2 separate regions of the Homo sapiens genome follow, and region 2 is linked to region 1. A link is a loop called in an ENCODE intact Hi-C map of the cell type or tissue named here. Cell type or tissue: heart right ventricle. All regions are shown on one strand. Links, peaks and the distances in the headings refer to the core of each region. The heading gives the core; the rest is flanking DNA.

Region 1 (9,374 bases), core at 2,427-4,926:
TCAAAGGAATCCTACCAGTTCTATACAATCAAAAATAAGTCTCAGGAATTGGACAGCACATCTGTGAGTCTTAATGGATAATATTAATCCATGTACATGAAACATGTAAAACATATATCAGATTCTCCCAGAATAACATGGAAGAGTGTCCAAATCTCGAATCTCCACTTACAGAGTGGTTAGACGCAAGAAAACACTGCAAATTTGAAATGATGTTCATTTGCAGACCTAGATTTTAATCATTTTGATATATAATATTTATGTAAGGTCATATTCTGCAAACCAAAGCCAGGGAGTCTTTCTGACCAGTGTAATTATATCCTTATAGCCCAGGGAGTGAGTGGAATATATTCTTAGATAACGTGACCTGAGAGAAAAAAGCCAGAGAGAGAAAACATCCAAAATACAAGGCTGTATGTAGGTGGATTCAAAACAAAACAAATTACAAGTGAACTATAAGTAATAAAGTCAGAAGACACCCAGAAGGCTAGGCAGACTGGCCATGATGGGGACTTCTGGGATTTTCAAAAGGAAGATTGGGAATGTTAATTGGAATAAAACAAGAAGGTGTGAATAAAGAAGGTGCGAATAAAGAAGGTAGAAATGCGGGGGGGAAATGACCTAAAAAACAAACAGCAAATGAAGGACCATGCCAGTGCTGGTCAGCTACAGTGAGCCTCCTGTTTCTGAAAGAACACAGAGATGAGTGTTGCAAGAATCAAACTTAAGACACTGGGAAAACATTTCTATCCATGTAAGCATAGGAAACTTTAAGTGTATTAATTATTAAGGAATACAAGTTATGTGCAGTGACTTGTTAAATAAGCCGCTGATACCAAGCAAGTGCAGAGACATTAAGGAGTCATGAAGTGAATGAGAAGAAGTCACTTTTATTACAACTACTAATTCCCCAGGAATTTGGAGATTTTTAAATACTCGTATATTCCAGCATCATTATTAACATGTCTATTTAGCACTGAAATTTTGGTCTGTACATGAACATCAATCATTTGGGCAATAGTTTCATTAAATTCATTTGCAGTCCTTTAACTCTGTTTTTTTTTTTTTTTTTTTTTTTTTTTTTTTTTTTTTTTTAGACAGAGTCTAGCTCTGTCACCCAGGCTGGACTGCAGTGGCGCCGTCTCGGCTCACTGCAACCTCCGCCTCCTGGGTTCATGCCATTCTCCTGCCTCAGCCTCCCGAGTAGCTGGGACTACAGGCGCCCGCCACCACGCCCGGCTAATTTTTTGTATTCTTTAGTAGAGACGGGGTTTCACTGTATTAGCAAGGATGGTCTCAATCTCCTGACCTCGTAATCCGCCCGCCTCGGTTTCCCAAAGTGCTGGGATTACAGGCGTGAGCCACCGCGCCCAGCCTGCAGTCCTTTAACTCTTAATGTTCAATATCTAATAGTGACTGAGAAAAACAGGGCTGTGTTTATTTGCTTATTTGTTCTTTCTGAAAAATCAAGACTTTTTCATCTATTTTTTATCACTTCATCTCAGGCTTTCCTTATATAGACTGAATTCTGATACTTAATTCTTAACATATTTTAAAATATTAATAGTAAAATGTATCTTTATATTTAAAGCCAAAAAAATGTATCCACATCTACTATGAACAAAGAAAACACCAGTGCTAGGCACTGGTGGGAGGGGAGGTGGATGATACATGAAAGCACAAGACAGAATTAGTACTCAAGGGCTTTGCAGTTCTGATGGGGAGAAAGATGTTCATTAACAATACTAGTTCATGGCAGAATGTGACCTGTGTTGCATACTGGAGGGGAAAAGTGCTACTTCTATAGAAGAGGGTGGAGACTTTAATGAAAGGAATTCCACTTCCAGTAATTTCTCTCAAAAGATCTATTGGACAAATGCAGAAAGTTACATGCACATAGATGATTCTTAGGTTAATATTTAGCCTATTTGTACTAAATAGCCAACAGCATGATTATGCCAACATGCCAATTCACATGGATACTGGATTTAGAAATGGTAGAAAATAAAATACTTTAAAGAAAAGTTGTTTCTGTTCATAAATGGTGTCTAGGACCAGCCTACAGATCTCCACCATCCTCGTTTCGTGACTATGATAGACATTACTAATCGATCATGTCATACTTTCCTTTGCGCTCTATGGCCTTAGAATCCTTCCTTCCTGAGAGTTACAACCCACTGAGATGAATGCATTTGCATATGCAGGGTATAGACAGTGGTTCTCCTACTATGCTACTTTGGTCTGTGAACCCCCCTGAAGGCTACTGGGGGAAAGGACGGGGAGGGAGAGTAGGTACAAGGCCAAGACTGCTCACTTTTGGACCACAGCTATGATATTAGAAGGGAGCTTAGTAGTCACCTTTGGATGGGATCTGGTAAAGATGCAGTGATGATATCTCAGGAGTTTTTCATTTGGGAATATTTACACAGTGTAAACTGTGTAATATGCATTTTTATATATTAAATATATTTTATACTTCAATACAAATTAAACAAACAAGCAAAATAATAGCTAACCTATCAGAGCCAAAACAAGATGGCGAGCTGAAACTTTATAGACCGTCAAATGTAGGCTCATATCTAGGCTCAACATTGTAACTTGCCGTGTGATTTGGGCAAGTCATTGGAGCTCTCTGTTTCATTTTCATTACCTGAAACAGGGATAAAGAATATCTAACTCATAGGATTGTTATGAGGAGTAAATGGCGTAATAAGGAACTTAGTATCATGTCTAATATATCATCGTAATATGTTAACAATGATAACTAACATTTATGTTCCCAGATCTGTTCTAGGGACTTAGTTTTCTCCAAAAAACCTTGTGTGGCAGGGCCTTTATTTTACAAAGAAGGAGACTGAAGCAGAGACTTTAATTACTCATCCAAGATCTCTCAGCTATTAGGTGGAAAAGCCAGAATTGGAATTCAAACAGGCTGCATATTAATCGCTGCATTCTCTTGTGTAATGAGGACCTGTTAAACAACAGTTATTACTATTACAAGAATAAATCCTGGCAGAGATGTGGGAGGTTATAGGGAAGAATTGAGTGTGGGCTGAACTGCTGTTCACCAGGAGGCAAAGGGCAACTCTAGGGTTAGGCTTTGAAATTCTGTGCTAAATAAATGGCTGCTATTATTATTATGCAATCTCCATACCTAATTTGAGACAGAAAATGAAAGTACATAATACATGCAATATTGTTATTGTACTTTATAAATACAGAAAACAGCTTGTGGAAACTTAATGCCATGCTCCCCTTTGGTCCACTACAGCCTGTTTCTAAAATCTACCCCAGGGGAGCATTCTACCTCCGTAGGCTACATCCAAAATCAGTCTTGGTTTTGTTGTGACTATGGGTGATTTTTTTCCTCTGTATTTTCTACGTTTTCTATAATGAACACACTTAATCTTAGAGTGGAAAACTGACTTTGAAAATAAAACAAAGCAAAAACAAAAACCAATCTCGGTAAGTCAATAAGAACCACATGTCTTTTAAATGGAAAACATGCCTATTTCTCCTTTGTTTCTTAGAAGCAGCTTGCCAGATACACAGTCCACAGCTTTGAACCATTTACATAAACATACCCAAGCCAAGTGTTTCCACGCAACAGCCAAATTGCACCCATATTAGCAATTTAATGACTTTGAAAGTAATAAGTGGTAGAAACTGATATTCACTTTGCTGGAATTCACCTTAGATATTCCTTACAAACCACAATCCAGTGGCATTTGTTGTAGATTGTAGATGTAGATATTCAAGAAACTTTGAAAGAAAACACTATTCATCTTGAGATGGGGGGAAAAATGCTAAGTGGTAACAAAAGGTAGAAATCTTTCAGGTGAAATGTAATGTCCAGGAACTGAATGGTAGTGGATCATAGTAAATCATCCACCAGAGGGCACTGCCAGAATATACAAAGTTTTCTTGGAAAAGATTGGACACCCCCTAACTCTAAGCAAAGAGAACTAATATGGTTAGGTTAACAGAATTCCACTTTTATTATGCTTCCTTTTCCTTTATAAATCAGGTCAGTCTTTTCCTCCTGATGAAGGAATTCATGAACTGCATGCTACCCTTACTGTTATGACTTCTAAAACTGCTGCAACCATTTGATTGGAAAAGTATTTTACAATAAATGCTGCGTTCCATGTGCTAAGTACTGAAGTTATTACCATGACAACAAGACCACCTTCTTGCCTACAGTTCGGAGATTAATAAAGGGCTCCTGAGATAACCACAAGGCACATGAAATAACCCAGGAACTATAAATTGCAAAAGGTAAATGCTGTTTTGTTTTGCACTTAAAGTACCATTGCTGTTCAGTGAAGGGAATATTGCCCACAGATGTTTTGGAAAGCCATCTGAGGAAGGCACAGAAGGTTGTACAAATAGAATAGGCAGAAAGGAAAGCAGAACACAGCATTAGCAAAGTCATAGGAGTCAAAATTTCATTGCTAAGGAAAACTAGTGCTTTTCATTTCATATTTCTGGCTGTCCTACTGACTTGGAATGCTTCAAATGCACCAATTCACCTGCCTTAGATATGGACTGATACTTCAGTCCCATCTGCTGTAATAGGTGAGCTTTTCATATTTTCTGAAGCTATTATCCATAGTGTTTCCCCTCTAATTTCAAAAGCCTAGAGAGAAACAATATGGAAAAAACTCTTGTTTTGGACAGAGAAGGCTCTGAAGCAAGCCACCTCCTAGAGATGGAGAGCTTCATTTTGTCCTGCCTGAGCCAAGATAGGACACAGTAGGAGTTTGCTGCAAGAACACAGAACACATCAGGTTTTCATGTAGCAGTGCCCTAAGAAGGAAACTGGACAAGGATAACTTGAATTGAGGAAACCAGTCCAGCTGGAGCACCACCCTGTGGTTTCGCATGGACTAGGAATAGAAATTTGCTCTGAAGAAATGTATTTTTAAAAGTTAACCTTCACATGGTATTTGAAGTTTCATAGAACTTTTTTGGATTGGAACCAGATCTAGCATGCATGTTCTTAGGTATTAAAGCCTAATATTATTATATTACTCTTTGAAAAAAATGAATTCTTTCATCATAGTAATTTTCTTAAAATATAACACTGCTTTTTACTTATATTAAATTCTCTACTGTTTCTGATGTTATGCTACTTAGGAAAATGCCATTTTCTTGTTAAATTAATATGTGCAGACAAGTATTTACTTACCACACATGAACATGAGCCCCTTATAAGTCATCACTCCTAATATTTATGGTCTAAGAATGAGGTAGTTCGGGTGAGTCACATATTTACACTTAGCAGAGAGATTAAGAAAAAAATTCGCACCACAATTTCCCTTAAGTAATGGAAAAAATGTGACTTGTTACACATTTGTTTTCTGGGTCAGTGTTTTTCCAGCTTTTCCATAGAGTCTTAAGGTCATCCAAGGTTTCTTTAGGTTTTCCTAAAAGAAAGAACTGGGGAGTTGTGATGGGTGCTTGATTTTAAATGTGATAACAATTATCTGCGACTTTTAGAGAACACAGCTAACCATTGTGAAGATTACTGTTCTGGATAGTGAAAAATATGAACCAGCAGTATAGGCTTTGAATGTTTGAAATTGATGATCTTAAATTTCTTAAATAACAGGGCCCTAGACATGCACTTTGCTCACAAAAGAGATCTTTTACCCCAGTCTTTAGAAATTTGCTTAAAGTGGGAGAGTCTAGTATTTATAAATAAAAGGAAAGCAGTAAGATTCAGAAAAATACCATTGAGATTTATAAGGAACTAGAGAACCATAGTTCCTGGAAAATCCAGGAGTAATTGAATAGCTTTTATAATATAAAGAAAAAGAATATTCACGGTGCATTACTTTTGGCAGCCTATCATCTAAATATGGCACCCAGAATAAATGCATTGACTGAAGGGAAATTGTATGATTTGCATAAATTTTACCAATGGCTATAAATTATCCTCTCTGGTGATTTTTCAAGATAGATAGTGTTATGGGTTGAATTGTGTCCCCTCAAAGGACACTGAAGTCCTAATCTTAGTATCTGTGAATGTGACCTTATTTAAAAATAAGATCTTTGTTGATGATCAAGCTAAGATGATTTCATTGGAGTAAGCCCTAAGTGATTAAATATGACTATGTTCTTATGAAATGGGGAAATTTGGACACAGAGACAGACACACACAGAGAGATGATATGGAAACATAAGGAGAACACCATCTGCAAGCCAAGGACGGCCTGAGGTTACCAGAAGCTAGGACAGAGGCAGGGAACAGATCCTCCCTTACAGACTTTGGAAGGAACCAATCCTTCTGACGCCTTGATTTTGGAGTTCTAGCCTCCAGAAGCATGAGGCAGTAAATTTCTGTTGTTTAAGCCCCCCAGCTTGTGGTACTTTGTTGAGGCAGTGCTAGCAAACTAGTACAGTTATATATTCTGAATCCTTGTCTTTTGGCTTGCCATTTAGCCCCCGAGTCTCCCTGGCAATCAATAAAGCACAGAAGCTTTGTTCAGATTGCCAACCACCCGGTTCAGTTCTGGACAACCTCATACTGCCATCCACGTAAGGCAAGTTCCTTTTAAAGTTTGCCAGACCAAAGCAATTAAGAGGGCAAATCTGTTGGAAAAACTCACATATTGCATTATGAAGCCAAATATAAATTCTACTTTGATTATTGTTCCTTATGAAGGAGAGCAGTGTCTCTAATAATCAGAAAAGAATCAGGGATTGATTGTATTTCATTTTCTTCGAGGAAAATTTGGCCAAATAGCTAAAGTAACCTGATTAATGAGAAATTTGCAGAATGGGAAAAACACTGCAATTATAGGCAGCAACCATGGACATCCGCTGATGGCCAAAGAACATAGCCAGTCTTCTGGTGCGTACATTATGTGGCAGCTCGTTGGTCTCCTGCCAAATAGGACAATCAATGTAGGTTGAAATTTGTCTCAATCTCACTCGGCAATCATATTCATAAACACTGCCTCTGTGTCTTATTTAGGTGAGACAGCAACTTAAAGACTATTATGTAAACAGAATTTTCATACCTAGAATTTTAAAAATGTATTAAACTTTAAAAGGGTCTTTCCTAATATTTGATGGAGGAGCTTCAGAATAGTTAATTTAAATGAAATTGTAGTATTATATATTTTCATTTTTTAAAATGTTAAGTTGCTAAGTGTGAAGGCTTTAGACACTGACACCTCATATTGATTCTTGCTTTACAAAGAGACTTGGAAAAGAAACCAGTGTATGTATAAAATGATTAATTGGGATAAGAAACTCAGCTAAGAGATATTCAGACTGGAAAAAACTAAATAAAGAATATAAAACAAGCAATTAAAAAAAGGAAAAAGCAGGCATGGTGTTGAAGTATATGAAGTAATCTAACACCACTGTGTTTTTTCATCTTCATTTTCCAGTGTCTATGCTGCATTGTAACTTTTGGAAAAACATGCACACACCTGGTGCCACCTGGGTAGGTGTGACCAGAACCTGCCTGTTGGAAAATAAAGGATTAAAAAAATGAAATGAGAGAAAGTGACACATAAAAGGACAACTTAAGGTTTCCGCAAAGCAAATACATAACCAAGCTGATCAACCCTCCAGCATAGTCCTTCTGAGCTGTGTTTCCACAGGAAAATGAGGGTAGAGGCAATCACAAAAGTCTTGGCTCTCATCCACCCCTGTGGCCTGCTGACACAGGCCCAGCTTGCCAGAGCACTGGGGTCACAATGAAGTTGCTGCCAGTAGAGCTGCTTTCATTAAAATTGAGTAAGAAGAACAGGTAATGGGGTTGGGCAGAAACTAGGACCTGAAAGTGGTTGGGATTGGGGGACTCCTGTCTTCTAATTGGGAAGGCTGGGTAGGGCTTCTTGGTAGTACCTGACAATTATCTTGTTCTAGCATTTACAGCCTTTCTCTACTCCTGGAGTCACTGCAGGGCCCCCAGGGGACTCTGAAAACAGCCAGTTGTTAAGCAAGGGTATTCTCCACTAGGGCTACCATGAAGTTTATATTATAGAGCTGGATCTTTCACCCCTTTTGTGCTGTAAACCATTTGTGCACAGCCTTTGAACTATTTCTCATAATAATACTTTTTAAATATATATAAAATATATGTCATTACAAATAAAATCAACTATGATGAAATATGGCACATGTATACATATGTAACTAACCTGCACAAAGTGCACATGTACCCTAAAACTTAAAGTATAATAAAAAAATATATATATATATTTATAAATATTGATATACTGTTAGAAAAACATTTTTTAAAATAAATAGGTGATATAGTAATTACATTCTTTATTAATATGTTCAATATAATCTGGTCTTGAGCTTATTAATTATGATTTCACATTAATGATGACGAAAAATAACATTTTGAGATATCAGCAACAACTGATACGAATGGAAATATCCATCATTTCTATTAGGGACAAAGTCACAGGTATTGCTAACACTGTGATTTGTTTCTACATTCATCATGGAAGGCAGTGCCAAATGTCATTTAAGGGTGCATGAAAATGTAGATGAAATGTTTTCCCATACAAGTTCACAGACCCCCTGAAATCTACCTGTGGACCCTTTGCTGGATCTGGAGTTCAGGTTAAGAACCCTGCCATACAGGCTTACCCATCCTAATACGGAAGTTTACCACAAATACCACATCAGCTTTCATGCAATTGTATGATAATTACCAACTTTTAAAACAGTGTCACTTTAATCTCTATCTCTCTGATGATTCAGAAATCACTTCAAAATTTTCACAAGAAGTAACATTGTGAGTATCAAAAAATTTGCCCTGTAGACTTGGGGAATGCTTGTTAATGAAATTACTAGGTTCAGAAAATCTCTAATAGTTGTTAGTATTTTCTTTCTAAACAAGAATGTGCAACAAATGATGCAAGAGCAGAATGGTATTATCATTGCTTTGCGAGTCCTCAGGAGAAAGAAATAGAGTGATCAATATGATCAATAAAACAAGGCAGTTTAAGCTTAAGTCAGACCCTGAAGTCAGGCGCATTTTCGTGCAAATCTCAACCCTACTACTCACATTTGACAAGTTATTTACTTCTCTAAACCTCTAAGCCTGTATCTGAGCTACAAAATAGGGATAAAAATAGTGCCTATCTCATAGAGATATTGAGGGGATTAAACGAGGTAATACATGATAACATACTAACTCAGGCTCTGTTGTTAGAGGATCCATTGCCCCTCTTGCAAAATGGGAAAATGGAAACCATCTTCAAGTCTGTCAGACATCTCTAAGCCTGTCTTTTCTTCCAGCCTCTTTTCTTGGAGTTGCTCTACATTTTCCACTGTAGTGGATGGCCTCCGTTTTTCATTCGGCATTGCAGGAATTTTGAAGAATACACAGTTTTTGA
Region 2 (9,374 bases), core at 2,269-4,768, 120 kb after region 1:
AGTCGTTGTTTGACATGCTTGTGCAATTATACTTTTTCTTTTTTATATACTTTTAAGGTATATATTTTTTCATACAAAAATGTGCATAAATGAGGTCTGCTCTAAAACTTGAGGAAGAAATTTTCTACATTCAACTTAGTGCGAATGAGTATGTCAGTGGTTACCTTGATTTACTTCTAAAAAACTGTCATGTGAAAGTATGCATCCTCAAGAACGAATCCCTCTGTGAGACAGATTATAGACTATCCCTCTTCTGTGGAGTTGGCCTCTCACTCAACTTGGCATAGTGCTCTAGAGAGGGCAGGCCTGCAACTATTTCCTGGTTCTGCTGAAGTGATAAGGATATAAATGGGATTATACTTTTCGGAATTTATCATTGCATTTTTACCTCAGGATCACTCTTTTTTTTTTCTAAATTTCAGAGGTTTTTGGTAATCCAAAATCTTCTGTGTGATGCCTGAGCCAACCCTTCCTCATAATTCTCTTCCCCCTAGTAACTTAAGGAGCCTCTATGGAAGTGGGGAGAGACAAAAGTGGAAGTCTGCTGGGTAGGGCTGCTTGGAAAACTTTTGCTTTCTTGACACAAAGGGATCTTTTCTGCTTGTACAGAATGTTGTGGAGATGTTGGCAGGTGTGATGCAGCAAGCATGGGGACTAAAGCAAACATATCATGGATTGTGGAGCAGAACTTGGACCAAACCCAAATCCCAATAAGCATTGCTGAACACTTGCATCAGCCCAGGATTACCTATCTATGGACTCCTACACCACATGCCATTAGATGCAGAGGCTACATCCTAAGATGTATTCCAGAAATCTTAGAACATAAAAATTATTTCTCACTCTGTCTACTTGTAGATAAATAGAAGCCATTGTTGTAGGACCCCATCCAGGGGCCTATGTCATATAAATTATTGAACGACAGTTTATTAGCCCATTCTCATGCTGCTATAAAGAACTACCCAAAACTGGGTAATTTATTAAAAAAAAAGAGGTTTAACTGACTCACAGTTTCACAGGCTATACAGAAGGCATGGCTGGGGAGGCCTCAGGAAACTTACAATCACAGCTGCAAGCGAAGGGGAAGCAGGCACATCTTCATATGGCAGCAAGAGACAGAGAGAGTGAAGCGGGAAGTGCTACACACTTTTAAACAACTAGATCACATGAGAACTCTATCACAAAAACAGCAAGGGGGAGGCCCCCCCGCCATGATCCAATCACCTCCCACCAAGCTCCTCCTCCAACACATGGGGATTACAATTCAACATGAAGAATTGGGTTGGGACACACAGAGCCAAACCATATCAGACAGTCAATTGAAATTTGACTTAAAAATCAGTAAACTACCTAGATAAGAGATTATAAATAACTTCCATAACAATTTGGTAATAAACTCCTGATAAGTCCTATATTTTTAAAAAATCCAGCTAAACTAAAACTAAACAAAAATGCTAATAATAGAGAGGCTTTCAAGTTCAGAAGAGTTAACGCTAGTTTAATTCCTCATCTTTATTCCCCAGAGTCTTGCTCTGTCACCCAGGCTGGAGTGGCATGCTGGGTTCACTGCAGCCTCTGCCTCCTGGGTTCAAGCAATTTGCCTGCCTTGGCCTCCCGAGTAGCTGGGATTACAGGCGCTGTGCACCATCACACCTGACTAATTTTTGTATTTTTAGTAGAGAGAGGGTTTCACCATGTTAGCCAGGCTGGTCTTGAACTCCTGACCTCAGATGATCCACCCGCCTCAGCCTCCCAGAGTGCTGAGATTACAGGTGGGAGGCACCGCGCCTGGACTCCTCATCTCTTTTCTTACCTTAAAGAAGTTAACTAACTTTTTGTCTCAATTACTTAATCTGTTAATTAGTCAATAATACCTTTTTCACAATATTATTGCTATACATGGAAAACAGCAGTTACATTTCTAGTACATGGTACTTTTTCAATAAATAGCAGCTATCATTAAAGCTCACAAAATCAAGTCATTCCCTAAGGTCACTAGCTATGCCAATTGATTCTTCTTGGGGCAATTGATTCTTCTTTTACGTAATAAGTGGATTAGACAAAATGACTCTTTAATATTCTATAACTACATAAGACAAAAGTTGTCCCTATAAACCAGCATCTCATACAAGTGGAGTTGCAGAGAAAGAAAATAATACTTGAGTTCTAGTCCTAACTCCACCACTGCCCACCAGGTCAACAGAGAAACCACAGATCCCTTCTGTGTAGAATTACAGGGTTGAGTGAATATGATCTCTGATAGTCTCTGATGCTGTTGGTACCAGACAAAAATGTCTGATACTTTTGGTCATGGTGGGCAGACAACATGTGAAAGCAGAAGTGAGTTCAAAGCTGGAAGAGTTCACCATATTTCAGGATCAACTGCTGAGACTTGGATGTCTGGCACCATTTTGATCAAAGGCTCAAACCTGTGCCTCTTGACTCTGGTGTCCAGTGCTGGGAAGTCTATTTGAGACACAGTTTTGCTTCCCTTGCTCTAGGATAAAAGGGAAGTTATAGGCTTGTATTAATTAAACGTCCGTAAAGTGTGGATGAGTGAGGCACATATACAATGAAAGTAAAAAGGGATGTAACCAACCTAAGGAAGGAGTTCTAAATTCCATCACCACACACTAGGCCTATATGAAGAGATAACACAATAATTATAGAAAAGGGATTATAAGCACCAGGACCTGAAAATCACCCCCCTCCTTTTTTTTTTTTTAATGGAGATAGAGTCTTGCTATGTCACCCAGGCTGGAGTGCAGTGGCATGATCTCGGCTCACCGCAATCTCCGCCTCCTGGGTTCAAGCAATTCTCCTACCTCAGCCTCCCGAGTAGCTGGGATTACAGGTGCCACACCCTGCTAATTTTTTGGGTTTTTTTTGTATTTTAGTATCACCATGTTGCCCAGGCTGGGCTCGAACTCCTGAGCTCAGGCAATCCGCCCGCCTCGGCCTCCCAAAGTGCTGGGAAAATCCCCTTTGAATGTCAGGGACAGGTTACCTAGGAGAAAGGCACAGCATTGCAAACATAAAATTAAGCAGTTAATTTCAGAGGAAAAGACTGAGTTTTAGAAAGCCCCTGTTCACTGGAAACAAAAAATGTGACCATACAAAAGAGCCTATAGCATCATTTCCAGTTTAGTCTAGTTAGTAGGGAGGGAATCATGATGTGTTGTGTGTGTGGTCTGGGCCTCAAGCCATTGGGAAATGCTTAGAAGAATTTGATCTACTATGTTTGTAAGTCTGATTTACTTGATTTACAATTTCTACAATTTCAGTACTTAGCAAGATGTTGTTAGATCTGTATTTGAGTGTTTAAAATAAAATCTGTATATATCTTAGTCAATTAAACATTTGAGATAATACAGATGTATTAAAGTTGTCATTGTAGTTTAACATATCCAAGGCAATTTTATTAAATACATAAAATGGTGTTGTTTGAAAAAGAATTTGATCTCACATATCAAATTCAGAAAAGCATTTTTTCAAAGTTACTAAATGTAAAAATAAAATAAGATTTATAATTCAAACTTAAAGTCTTGAAAATTTTTAATTTAAAAATTGTACCTTTAATCAAAGGAATATTGATTAAAATCCAAGTTTGGGATAGAATTCCTGTTCCTGAACAAAATCCCCACTGATATTATTCCTTTCAGCATTTGTCTTCCTGTAGTCTGGCTACCCCAGGCAAAGTGCAGCAGGAGGCAGAAGAATCCCATCATAAGTAGGTAGGCACAAATCTTTCACGTGTTTCTGCCCATGCCTGCATCTGTAGTGCCACCTAGTGTCAGAGAGGGATAATAACATTTTTAGAAGTCAAGGGTGGAGCATGAAACCCATTTCAATTCTCAATTTTTTCTTAAATTCTGAATGTGTGAAACTTTCCAAAATCGTGGTGTCTAAGCCTTTTTTCTCTCTGCTGTCTCATGGCATTTTGTGTTTTCTTGTTTATATTCCCATAGCACATTCTATTCATATCATTGAGTATATTTCTTAGCTTTGGGTTTAGTAAAACCTCTGCCTTCATGCAGCTTGTGCACTAGTAAGATTTCCACTTCTGTCATACTATTTATCACAGCTGGTTCATATCAGCATCATTTATATATGTCCACCTCTTTTATTGCCTGGGAGCTGTTTTCTCAATAGTGCCTCATTACTAAAGAGGGCCTTGCCTTGTGTTCAATGAATACATATGGAATTAAATAGATGAGCAAAAAAGAATATTGAGCATAATGTACAAATAAATTGATTTTATAGATTTAATGTTCCTTTCATCTTTGTGTATTTGGTCAACAATTATTTTCTTCATCTGTTTTATGCTGGAAGTCACACTGTTGTATACTTTCTAGCTAGAATAAGAGATAGGATAATGGAATTTCTCTTCTTTTGCATGAGAATGATTAGACGCTTATAAAAGAAAACGGTCAAGTCTACGATTTTTACAAAATAACATCATTTAGTCATCTTTTCTACTGTATTCTATTTCCTAATTTATCAAATGTTATGTGTCATGTGAGAAAATTTATTCAAGTACTACATACACAAACATCATCTTCCACAAACATGTCCTACTGTTAAATAAACATATCATTAATGAATCACAATGTTCAACTCATTAAAAGAAATTATAATTTTTTTAAAAGATAATTAATACTGGATGAGTTGAGGTAGAAATAATAGGTAATAATAATAGTAGTAGAATAATAGAAATAATAATGAATAAAAAATAATAGAAATATTTTATTTGATCCCAGGATACCTGATATCAAATGTACCATTTTAAGGAATCTTATATACTAGTCTTTTAAAAATGTAAACAATATTAACTAGATTCACAATAAAGAAGCTGATCTGCATAATTTTCATGTATTTGAAGCTCATGCAAATACAGAATGTAAAAACACCTATGATGTTTTGTTTCCTCATTCTAACCCCTAGAATGTGTGAATATGCTATATCACATAGCAAAGTCAGGCTAAGGTTGCTGATAAAATTATAGTTGCTAATCAGCTGACCTTAAAATAGAAAGTTTAGCCTGGCTTATTGAGGTGGGCCCAATGTAATCATGAGGATCTTTAAAAGTGGAAGAGAGAATCAGGAGAGAGCACCAGAGGTGGTAGCATGAGAAGAAGCTCAGCCTGACTTTGCTGGCTTTGCAGATGGAGAAAGAGGGCCAGGAGTGAAGAGGGCAGCCTCTAAAAACTGGAAAAGGCCAGAAAACAGATTCTTCCTAATAATTCTCAGAAAGAAACACTGCCCTGAGGGCACTTTGATTTTAGCCCAATATGTTAGTCCGTTATTGCACTGCTATAAAGAAATGCCTGAGACTAGGTAATTTATGAAAACAAGAGGTTTAAGTGGCTCATGTTTCTGCAGGCTGTACAGGAAGCGTAACAGCATCTGCTCCACTTCTGGGGAGGTCTCAGGAAACTAACAATGATGGTGGAAGGCGAAGGGGAAGCAGGCATGTCTCACATGGCTAGAGCAGGAGGAAGAGAGTTGCAGGGAGGTTCATGGAGGGGATGGTACCAACCCATTCATGAGAAACTGCCCCCATGATCCAATCACCTCCCACCAGGCTCCACCTCCAACACTGGAGATTGCAATCGAACATGAGATATTGATGAGGACACAGATCCAAACCATATCACCCAGTGAGACCCATGTCAAACTCCTAATCTAGAGAACTGCAAGTTAATACATCTGTGTTGTTTCTTTGCCACTAGATGTGTGGTAATGCGTTGTGGCAGTGATAGGAAATTAATTCATTCCTACACCCTTCTACTAAAGAATGATAGAAACTGTTGAAATTGCATTCCATTAGCTGTCAATATTGTTTATATTAAGTATTTAAATTAGGCTGCAAAAGTCAGGCAAGGAATAAACAATCCAGTCTTTTGATAGCAATACCAGAAGGATTTCATTAACTTGGGATTTCCTAACATCCAGTTAGTGATATATTGAGAAAGACCAAAGATCAAACCCCTATTATGGAATAAGAGTTATAGTCATTTATTTAGTATATATACATATACAAATTGTTCATATACAATATATAGTATATATGAGCAATTTACTTCATAACCTCACTCTTTCTATATATATGTGTGTGTGTGAACATATATATATTTATACATATATACATATATGCATTTTTTTCACATATATATTTTATACAGACGTGTGTGTACATATGTGTCTGCACACACACACACACGCACACATATATATATAAAATCCGGAACAAGTAAAAATATAAGATAGCAGACAAAATGTCTCAGTTAGTTACTGGCCAATCTGCATTTGGGTTTTTTCCTGTGCTTTAAAAGTGATATTGAATTTTCTCCAGATTTTCTATGCTGTTCTGATCCAGTTCGTGTTGCAACCCCATTTTCTTGTACCAAAACCTTTATCACGATTTGTAAAAGATTCTCAGTATGTAAAATTGTAATTGCTTCTAGATTTTGTCATCAATACTTTTATAAGGTTTCGCCTTCTCCAATAGACCTGAAAAATGCCAAGTTCTTACTTTGCCTGTTATCCCAGAGTGACTTTGCTTTTAGCTTTCTCAGTGCTTCAGCTCTGCATTGAGTTCTGATCTCTCTCCTAAGTCCTGTGTCTGTGTGCACTCAAAACAACATTGGTAGAGCCAAGTTAAATCCTCCAATATGATGTCAGGTCAGGAGCATAGCTTGAGACTTCTGTTTTCATCGTGGCTCTGCTACTTACTACCTATGTGACTTGGAACAAACTTTGGTGTCCTCCTTATTACTCCATTTCTCATCTATAGAATGGAAGATATTAATACACACCTAACAGAGTGGTTGTCAGGATTAGATGAGTATATATAACACTCATCTACACAAACATTTACCATATAAAATACCATTCCATGATAGTGAATGCTACCATGAAAGTTGTGCTAACCAGAACTAATATTATCAGGAAGTATAAGGAGGCTTAGCTTCTACATGTATAAATCTGAGTATTGATATGATATTGTCAAGACTCTCTTCCTCTCTTAGTTCTGCTTTTTATTTGCGCTGATCTTATTTTCAGGGTATCTGTTTGTGGTAGCAAAATGATTGGCAGTAGCTTCATCTTCTGAGCAACCACAGCAGGAGAAAAAAAAAAAAGGAGTATATCTTTAAAGGTGCTTCAATATAAATCCCAGAATTAGTTCTGATTGGCCCTAACGGAATCATGTGACTAGTCCCTAAACCAATCACCATGTTCAGAAGACTACAAGCCTCTTATTGGACAGTCTGGAAACAGAAGCAAAATAAAATTCGGGGAAATAGAAGTGAAAAAGCTGGCACAAATAACAAGCAAAAGCTTCCAGAAACATCATCCCGTTCAGCTGCATCCATCCTGTACAAAGGAGTCTGGTGAGGGGGCCCAAGCAGCTGCTGAAATCCAGCCAATTCCCCTCTTGTCCCACCTAACTGGGAGCCGAAGATCCTCAGGTGTCCTTTGTGCTAGGTGTGGCCCTGATCACATTCCCTTCCCCACTCCATGTCCCCAGGCCATGAGTAGGGCTAAGCTGAGAGAAGGAGAAAAGCTTTGAACTAAAGGGGAGATAAAAGTCTTATTTTTATTTGACGAGGCATTTTAATACCTAAAAATTACTAATTTTATATATACATAAAATATATATATACATATAAACGCATATATATAAAATATATGTATATATTACATATAACTAGTAATTTTATATAGTAATATATAACTACTATATATATAACTAGTTATATATATAAAAAATATATATATATATATATATTTTTTTTTTTTTGAGACGGAGTCTCGCTCTGTCACTCAGGCTGGAGTGCAGTGTCGTGATCTTGGCTCACTGCAAGCTCCGCCTCTCGGGTTCACGCCATTCTCCTGCCTCAGCCTCCCGAGTAGCTGGGACTACAGGCGCCCGCCACCACGCCCCGCTAATTTTTTGTATTTTTAGTAGAGACGGGGTTTCACTGTGTTAGCCAGGATGGTCTCGATCTCCTGACCTCGTGATCCACCCACCTCGGCCTCCCAAAGTGTTGGGATTACAGGTGTGAGCCACCGCGCCCGGCCGTAATATTCTTATAATACCTAAAAGGGACTGGAAAACTGTGGAATCACCAAGATACATTAAGGGATGAAGACAAATAAGACAGAGCAAACCCGAAGGTAGTAGTTGGAAGAAAAACATAAGACTGTGTTCAGGTTGTGCCTGTTAAGTCAGCTCATTCACTAAAGCTGGTTACTTGTGGGCATGATGGTCTCTTTACAGCATTGCAGAATTTAAAAATTTGTATAAAGAATATATTTATCACTAGGCACGCACCAGGAAACAAAGTTTCATTTCTCTGAAAAACTAACGGAGGCCGAGGAAGGAAGCCAATATTTATCGATGTGAACCATGAACTCAGCCCTGTATCTTCTTGATCCCCTGGAATGCTCCCAAAGATCCTGAGACATGTTATTGTTTCACATTTGAGGAAACTGAGTCTCAGAGATGATAAGTGATTTAACCCAATTCAAAGCAATGGTGTGGGGAGGGTCAAATTTAGTCCATTTTGATGAAAGCGTATTTAATTTCTCATCTCCCATTGTGTGAAAGTGAAAGCAGTTGTAAGATGGGCCCCATCTAAATCTCCACAGTCTCTGGGCACTTACTTGGGAACCCACACATTAGTCCCTCAAACTTTAATCTGCCGGGAGTCACCACACAGCTTTGACCTAGGTTAAAGTGAACTGAAACTGAAAAGGGTGTTGTGTAGTCCAGTTTCTAATCCAAACAGCTGAAGAACAGGGTGTGCGCCATAAATCACTGACCTTCACAACAGTGAACTTTTAATGTGGAGGCAGAGAATTTTTTTCATATTTGTGCAAAAAAAATTTAAGTTAAATTTTTGTGTTCAAATTCCATGCTTGTTCCTGGGGAAGGTGTGTATTCACTGGTGGAAACATTCTCCTTTTCTCTTTGCAGGAACTGCAAAGCCTACATACAAAGCCAAAAAATCTACTATCTAGCCCTTTTGTTTTAAAAAAAAAAAAAGAAAGAAATGCCAATCCCTGTCCTAGAGCACTGGTTGTTAAACTTGGTTGCACATTACCATCACCTGAGGAGCTTTTAAAATTCCAGATGCCCACACCACACACCAGACCAATTAATTCAGAACCTCACGGGGGTGGAACTAGGCGTCATTTTTAAAAGATCTCTGCTAAGTTGAGAACTCCAGAACAATGGTTTTCAAATATTGGTGCGCACAAGAATCACCTGACCTGACTGTCAAAAACGCAGTCCAGGGCCACATTTCCAGATTGTCTGATCTGATAGGACTGGCAGAGGCCCAGGAATCTACATCAGCACACCAGGG

What was found. Peaks named below come from ENCODE experiments on the same cell type or tissue, not always from the same donor. Only the 100,000 strongest peaks of a DNase experiment are listed, where the experiment ranks them.
Region 2: a loop joins it to region 1, with 4 times the contacts of the local background. A loop is called at or near these places in 31 of 110 quality-filtered maps.

Annotation. Positions count from the first base shown.
Region 1 is chr12:15,147,793-15,157,166 of GRCh38, forward strand. The region is part of intron 2 of RERG (RAS like estrogen regulated growth inhibitor); the gene reads right to left. RERG-AS1 (RERG antisense RNA 1) reads left to right here and starts at 4,131. Exons shown (of 3, transcript NR_046559.1): 1 at 4,131-4,278; 2 at 6,448-6,548; 3 at 7,404-7,491. In heart right ventricle, for the core only: CTCF peaks have their summits at 3,893 (motif pointing right) and 4,877; a DNase peak (open chromatin) is centred at 4,835; H3K27ac peaks cover 1,160 bases.
Region 2 is chr12:15,265,356-15,274,729 of GRCh38, forward strand. It overlaps LOC105369673 (a long non-coding RNA gene), which reads right to left. Exons shown (of 3, transcript XR_007063224.1): 3 at 3,584-3,787. Among named protein-coding and RNA genes, the nearest start is that of RERG, 49 kb to the left of the region's middle. In heart right ventricle, for the core only: a CTCF peak has its summit at 3,800 (motif pointing left); a DNase peak (open chromatin) is centred at 3,733.